Regions from separate parts of the Homo sapiens genome. Here regions 2 and 3 are each linked to region 1. The links are chromatin loops, found by intact Hi-C in ENCODE. Cell type or tissue: PC-9. All regions are shown on one strand. Region 1 has its middle 85 kb from the start of SORBS2. Region 2 has its middle 35 kb from the start of SORBS2. Region 3 overlaps LOC124900828 (a long non-coding RNA gene).

Region 1 (2,500 bases):
TAGAATATGTCTTAAAATTGTCAATGGCTTAATATGTGAATGAGTTTCTTTGGCTATCACACAATCTTGCCCTTTCAGCTTGTTTTGCCTTCAGGCAGTAATGGGATGTCAATCAGAAAACAGTCATTAAAGGCACAAGTTTATTTAGACGTCAAAAAGTGGTTGGATTATAGTCACTTTGCTTAGATGGAATGTTAGCCCCTGCTGTGGAGCTATCCAACTCCTGAGCTTTTTTGTTTGTTTGAGACGGGGTCTTGCTCTGTTGCCCAGGCTAGAGTGCAGTGGCATGATCTTGGCTCACTGCAACCTTTGCTTCCTGGGTTCAAATGATTCTTGTGTCTCAGCCTCCCTAGTAGCTGGGATTACAGGCACCTGCCACCACATCCTGCTAAATTTTTTTTTTTGAGTGGAGACAGGGTTTCACCATGTTGGCCAGGCTGGTCTTGAACTCCTGACCTCAGGTAATCTGCCTGCCTCGGCCTCCCAAAGTGCTGGGATTACAGGCGTGAGCCACTGCACCCAGCCTAACTCCTTAGCTTTTTGAACGCCCTCTCGTGCTGGTTTGAACCTTAGCCATCTGTGTTCCGTGACTTTCTATACCTGTTGTAGGCTGTGGAGCATACCTGTTTCAGACTGCAGTAGTTATGGTTGTGTCAGGGCCTAGGAGAAATTTTCCCTTCACCCTCTGAAGGTTCGCTGAAAAATCAACTCACAAAAGGCAGATTCATTTGAGAAAAGATGTACAAATTTTCTTAATGTGTACATAGGAGCCTTCAGATTGAAGACCCAAAGATACAGGGGAAACTGTCCATTTTTATGCTTAGGTTTAACAAAGTATGGGCAGCTGTGTAGGCATAGGATTGGACGAAAGGGTGTGGTCTAATGCGAATAGACTGAGTGGGGACACCCAGCAAGGCCTGTCTGTCCAGATTCTTGCTGGCCTCTCTGGTCAGCTTTCCTTCCTTCTGGTGTGGGGTGGGGCCCTCTCTGGAATCGGATCTCATACCTACACTCAAACAAGGTGGGTCAGAGAGTGTCTTTATCGCCAGTTCTTACCCAGAAAGGCGGAGCGAAAGTTAGAGTAATACTTTTAGGTTTTAAGGCTGGCTCTGGGGCAAAGGGGTTGTGGTTACTGTGACGGTCCTGGAGGAAGAGGGATTCTGGTTTCTATATCTGGCCTCAGGGGAGAATTGGGCTGAGGAACCGGAAGGCAGAAGTGAGCAGAGAGAAGCTCTTGCTTCTGAGGCTGTCATCTGGGGTACTGTTTCCTGAGCCTCCGCAATTGCTGCAGATGCTGCAGCTTTTCCAGTAGCTCAGTAATACAACCAATCACTGACGTGCTTTGTAATACAACCAATCACTGACATGTGCTTTTTTTTTTTTTTTTGGCCATGTGTAAGCAGCATTTGTAATTTAGGGCAGGTATCACTGGCATCACTGGGAAACTTGAGGGCAACGCACCACCCAGTGGCTTGGCTTTTCCCAGTGGAGCCTCCTCCACCAAGAACTCTCTGCAGAGGACATGGCTCTTTGTTAGGGGCACACACCAGGGGCCACAGAGCACCCCCTGCCAATCATCCTGTTACACTACACAGTAGTTCTGTGTTTAGAAAAGAGCAGTGAATTGAAATAAGAAGTAAGGAATTTCCATATGTCAAAACCCAGTTACTAGCTGTTTGTTTATTTATTTATTTTGAGACAGAGCTTTGCTCTTGTCACCCAGGTTGGAGTGCAGTGGCGCGATCTTGGCTCACTGCAACCTCTGCCTCCCGGATTCAGGGGATTCTCCTGCCTCAGCCTCCCGTGTAGCTGGGATTACAGGCGTGCACCAACAAACCCAGCTAATTTTTGCATTTTTAGTAGAGACGGGGTTTCACCATGTTGGTCAGGCTGGTCTTGAACTCCTGATCTCAGGTGATCCACCTGCCTCGGCCTCCCAAAGTGCTGGCATTACAGGCGTCAGCCATCTCGCCTGGCCAACATGTCTAAATCCTTTCTCTGAGGATTTGTATCTAATTCAGAACCCGTCAATGCCAAAAATTACCCCTTTTCTTTAAGTGCATTTCTTTATGCATGAATCCATTTCAGTCTGTCTTTCCTACCTATTTCCCATGACAAATTCCAAAATGAAATTGCTGTGGAATCCACTGGAGTATTTGTTATATACAAGTTGGTTAAGTGAGATTCTTTGGCCTAATCCGGAGCTTTTTTTGGCCTATGAGCATTTGATCCTTGTTCAGAGCTGGATAATTGTGGTCAATGGGATTTCTACTCAATGAGATTTCAAACTCCATCACTCTCATACACTCCCTTTTCCTGGTCCTTACTGATCATTCTCTCTGGCTAATTTTAATCCAAATGAAATTCTGTGCTGAGAATTTGGGACCAAACTTTTCCGATAATAATATTTTCAAAAGAAAACAATGAAGGGATTGGCCAGAATTATTTGAAAATTAAATTCTTTCAGGAAAACTATAATTTGCCCACATTTTACTTCTCT
Region 2 (2,500 bases), 50 kb after region 1:
CTGGGGACAAATTTGGGGGTTCTTAAATTTCTGGGAGAGTTCAGATCCCACAATTCAGGCCAGGTCAGCCCTGCGACTCGGCATGAATGTGAGAAGCCTGCGGAATGCCAAAGGACTGATAGCTGTAATCTGAGACATGCTGTTTGCTCTTTGATGAGACTAGCCATCAAAAACGATAGCAGAAAAATCTCAATCCTTGCCGATGAAGCCAGTTTCTACCTGATGAACAGATCTCCTAAGATGTGAGCCCAGTGCTTCTTCAGTTCATTCCAGGGCTCTAGGGTACAACTTACTGCTTGGAATAACTCATTGCTAAACAGTCTGCAGGGTTTAAATTGTCACATTCCTTATGGAGTCAAGGTTGCTATAATCGTTGCTGCCGTCTACAGCAGCTCTGGGAAGGGCAACAGGGTGGAGTGGAATTTCACACATGCCATATGTCGCTTACTCATCCTGCGAGATCTGGCTTGGACTTGCTGCAGTTGGGAGGAGAGGAGGATGTATGTCTGGATGATACAATCACAGGGACCCCAGATCCTGCGAGGATGGATTCTGAGCTATAATTGTTCACCATTGACGCATGTGTTCAGCTTGATTTTCTGGTCCTGGCATTTCGGCACTCAGCAGTCACCTCCACACTGGGCAGAGTGAGAATTTGGTGCACCAATCCAAAAGATACTGAAGGCATTTTAAAGGGAAACCAATTCAGTCCCTTTTCTCCAATCCCAAAGAAAGTGTCCACTCACTAGGGAGAAATAACAAAATTAGATTTTGATTTCTTATCTTAGAACAGATTGTTTCCTACTAATTGAGGCTCAAACACAAAGTGGTAAAAAGTCCACTGGAGCAGACTTACATTATGATGGGAATACTCTCAGACTCTATCAACACTGAATCTGTTATTAAACACAAGATAAGTGTAAGTTTTGGGGACAGAAGTTATCTAATTGTTTTATCCTTTGCCATGTTTTATTATAAAAAATCTTGTCTCTATCGCCACTCCCGCCACACCAAAGAATCCCCAGGGAGCATGGCCCCAGTGAGTCATGTTTTTATTCTGGATATCCTCATCTACCAAAGGTGTTATCATTCTTTCCTTTCCCTAGTTTTTATTTGACAAATAGGGATTTTTCTCTAAATTTAAATATCATAAATAAAATTTTCAAACACAAATGCCCTTGGAGATTCTGAATCATAACTCCATTCTCCCCCTTCCCCCTCTCTCCCAAACTTTCCCTGGTTTGAATTACAAGCCTAGGGGGAAAGAAATAACAGTTTAACTTGATTAATGGAGCACTCAGCAGAAGCACCCGCTTCCTATTCTCTGCCTTGCTTTCTACCTCATTGAATAAATGTACGCTATTATCTCAGTCTCGCTTCAGGCTTTACCAGTGAAATTGTTCCCAATAGGATTGCCAAAGCCCTTTTGGTTAGCCTTAACCAAGTGATAGTCTCAGTCATGTTTTAAAGTCAGGTTTATGAAAGTATAATTTATATACAGTATTCACCTTTTTTAGGAGTACAGATAAATGAATTTTGAAAAATGTATCAAATTACAGAACTTCCAACACATCAATGTGTAGAAAATTTTCATCTCTTCAAAAAGGGTCCTTGGCCCCATTCAGTTGATTTTCTTTCTGACCCCAGCCCCTGGCAAACCCTGATCTGCTTTCTGTCCCTATAGTTTTATTTTTCCAGAATGTATTATTAGTGGAAACATGCAATACTTAGTCTTTTGGGTCTGGCTTCTTTCACTGGCATGATGCATTTGAGAGGCGTCCATTTGTTGCAACTATCAGTGGCCTTTTCCTTTTTGTTGCTGAGTAACATTCTGTTGTATGGATGTACCATCGTTTCTGTATCCACTCTCCAGGTGATGGACATTTGTGTTGTTTCCAGGTTTTAGTGACCATGAATATAGCCTCTATAAATATTCACTTTCAGGTTTTTGTATGAACATATGTTTTCATTTCTCTTGGATAAATGCCAAGGAGTTGGGACTGCCAGGTGGCATGAAGTTTATGTTTAACAGTATCAGAAACGATCTTCCAAGGAGTCTGTACTATTTTGCATCACCACTAGCAGTGAATGAGAGCTCCTGTTGCTCCACATCCTTGTCAGCATTTGATATTGTCAGATTTTGTTTTGTTTATATTTTGGCCAGTTGAAAGGTGTGTAATAGTTTTCATTTGCATTTTCCTAATGATTAATGGTACTGAGCATTTATCATGTCCATATTTAGATCTGCATCTCCTCTTTGGTTAAAGTACCTGTTCAAAACTTTTGCCTATTTTTTTGCTTCTTTTTTTAAATTGGGTTGTTTGTTTTATTATTGTTGAGTTGTGTACATTCTTTATATATTCTGTATACCAGCCTATTATCAGATACATATTTTGTGAATATTTTCTCCCTTTCTGTGGTTTCCCTTTTATTTAGCAGAGTATTTTAACTGTGATCAAGTCCAGTGTGTTAATTTTTCCTTTTATGGCTTGTGCAATTT
Region 3 (2,500 bases), 70 kb before region 1:
TTCCCTTTTGAATAAACTACAAAAGAAAAAAGAAGAGAAAGAAAAAATATTCCATGTGCATCACACTGTGTTTATTAGATCTTTTGTTTAAATAAGTGGTTATTTTTCTCATAATGATCTGTGATGGCAACCTTTATTTTGGCAACTTTCCCCAAATCAAAATTAAGTCTTTTTGACCTCAAAGTAACTTTTAGACATTATAGGAGGGCCCCTGGAAATCCAAGAAAGACATTAAATTAGACTTACTTGATATGTTAAATTATATGACAAACATTGTCAAATAAGAAATGATGTTTAACCTTCTTTGAGGTTATATTTGTGTGAATATGTTATTGACATATGTGTTCCAAAATTGTAAGAGATTCCTAGAAATCCTAGAAATTATGTTTTAGTATATGTTATCAGTCATAACGCTAATGTTAAAATGTTGTGTGCCACAGAGAGGACCAAATTTTCTTGACAGTTGCATCATTATTATTGTGAATTCCTATCATATCTTTAACCATAGCCATTTTACATCTTACTGTCCACAGTTAATTGCTTTATTTTGATGTTTTTTTCTGAAAGCTCTTTGCAAGTGATTAGAGTCCTAAAATGTTGTGTCTTCAAGGAAATATATGGAAAGAACAAAAATAATTCTAACTCTGAGTTCATACCATTGGACTGAGTTTCCATAACTCGAATGGAAAAACTGGACTCAAGAAAATCCTAACTTACATTGGCAGAACAAGAATTAATTACATGGGACTGAACTCACAAAGGATTATGACTTTTTAGTGACTTTTTGTTTGAAACATATTTTTTATGTTTTTATCTGCATTGTTAAGGAAACTCTTCTATGCTATCTATAGCTTGCAGCAATTTGCTAACGTATATTTTTATGAGCAAAATTGAAACATTTACCTTTGTCCCTACCTGATCCCTCCAAAATTTGGCAACTGCGAGTATTCTAGTTTTAAGGCAAAACAGTTGTTTGTGTAAGTACAGTCCTGAGGTGCGTCCTTGGCTTGGCTCCTGAGACCTGAGAGGCTTTTAGAAAGTCCAGTCTGAGGTTCCTTATGAAAAAGTTCCCCACAAAGCCAATTTAAAAAGTGCCTATATGGTTGATCACTATTCTTGCTATACTTATGTAAAAAATCATAAAGACTAAAGACTAAACTTTTCTTATGAACAAATTAGTCTTGTTTTAATGACTTTTTGTTTGAAACATATTTTTTATGTTTTTTGATAGGTGGACTAGAGAAATAAAAATTATATTTCAGAAGACAACTCTAGTGCACCTGTTATTAGACTCTACCTCATTGTTTTTGAGGGTTTACTATCTACCTACAATCTGGACCAGATCTTGAATTATTTTAGTTTCCTGCAATATTTGACTATGACTCACCAAAGTAGTATTTGTAATTTTTCTCCACCCTTCCAGCTTGGAATCACTGAAATGAAAACTGCACTTTCCTGAAACCCTGCAGACTAAAACTGGATGGTCTGATATAGCCTTTGGAGAAATCACCACAGCAGTTTTATGTAGAAATAAACTTTCTGCCTATTACTATATGGGCCACTTAGAAAGCTCACCGGATGCAAACTGCGAACCGGAAAAATCCCAGATTGCCACTGTCTGCTCTCACTCCATATGAAGATGCTTCAAGTCTAACATCTGAAAATCTTGACTGGCTGCCCTCTAGACCCAAAGGTTTGTTTTCTTTTCTTTCCCTAGAAATGCCCTTTGCTACGTACATGACTGTTCACACTATTTGGGGCCTGACTTCGGTGGAAGCCAGTCTGCAACACTGCTGCTGAAATGAGACACAACTGTCAACTGATTAGCTGAAAGGCCTCTTCTCAGGACTGAGAGCCTGGGAACAGCCTGGGAGACAATCCACCAACCCGATCCGTGGACTGTCAAACTACCTATGGGGGCCGGGCGTGGTGGCTCAAACCTGTAATCCCAGCACTTTGGGAGGCCGAGGTGGGTGAATCACCTGAGGTTAGGAGTTCAAGACCAGCCTGGCCAACATGGTGAAACCCCGTCTCTACTAAAAATACAAAAATAAGCCCAGTGTGGTGGTGGGTGCCTGTCATCCCAGCTACTCGGGAGGCTGAGGCAGGAGAATCGCTTGAACCAGGGAGGCAGAGGTTGCAGTGAGCCGAGATCGCCCCACTGCACTCCAGCCTGGCGACAGAGTGAGACTCTGTCTCAAAACAAATGAACAAACAAACAAAAAAACTACTGGGGGGAAGTTTCAGACTGAAGAATGTTGAGGCTCAGAAAAATGATGCTTCAAAGTGAAGACGGCAGAAGCAGCCTCAGAAGCGAAGTTTCCCTGTGACCTTCTCTCACCCTCCTGTCTCTCAGCCCCATTCTCCCCTGAGGCCAGTCGCAGGAACTAGAATCTCTCTGCCCCAACGAGTGTCACAGAAACCAGAGTTCCTTTTCCCCAAAGCCAACGTGTAGCCTAAAGGCACTTTCACTTTTGGCTGTTTTTCTGTGTAAGAATTG

Evidence for each region. Peaks named below come from ENCODE experiments on the same cell type or tissue, not always from the same donor. Only the 100,000 strongest peaks of a DNase experiment are listed, where the experiment ranks them.
Region 2: it touches region 1 in a loop (5-fold over the local background); 1 of 110 quality-filtered maps calls a loop at or near these places.
Region 3: it touches region 1 in a loop (11-fold over the local background); 1 of 110 quality-filtered maps calls a loop at or near these places.

What each region holds. Positions count from the first base shown.
Region 1 is chr4:185,895,780-185,898,279 of GRCh38, reverse strand. It overlaps a transcript of SORBS2 not described here. Among named protein-coding and RNA genes, the nearest start is that of SORBS2, 85 kb to the right of the region's middle. In PC-9, a CTCF peak has its summit at 1,535; a DNase peak (open chromatin) is centred at 969; H3K4me3 peaks cover 709 bases; H3K27ac peaks cover 2,500 bases.
Region 2 is chr4:185,845,534-185,848,033 of GRCh38, reverse strand. It overlaps a transcript of SORBS2 not described here. Among named protein-coding and RNA genes, the nearest start is that of SORBS2, 35 kb to the right of the region's middle. In PC-9, no CTCF peak of the experiment used is centred here; no DNase peak of the experiment used is centred here.
Region 3 is chr4:185,966,081-185,968,580 of GRCh38, reverse strand. All of the region lies in intron 1 of LOC124900828 (a long non-coding RNA gene), which reads right to left. Among named protein-coding and RNA genes, the nearest start is that of TLR3, 100 kb to the left of the region's middle. In PC-9, no CTCF peak of the experiment used is centred here; a DNase peak (open chromatin) is centred at 1,390; H3K27ac peaks cover 1,733 bases.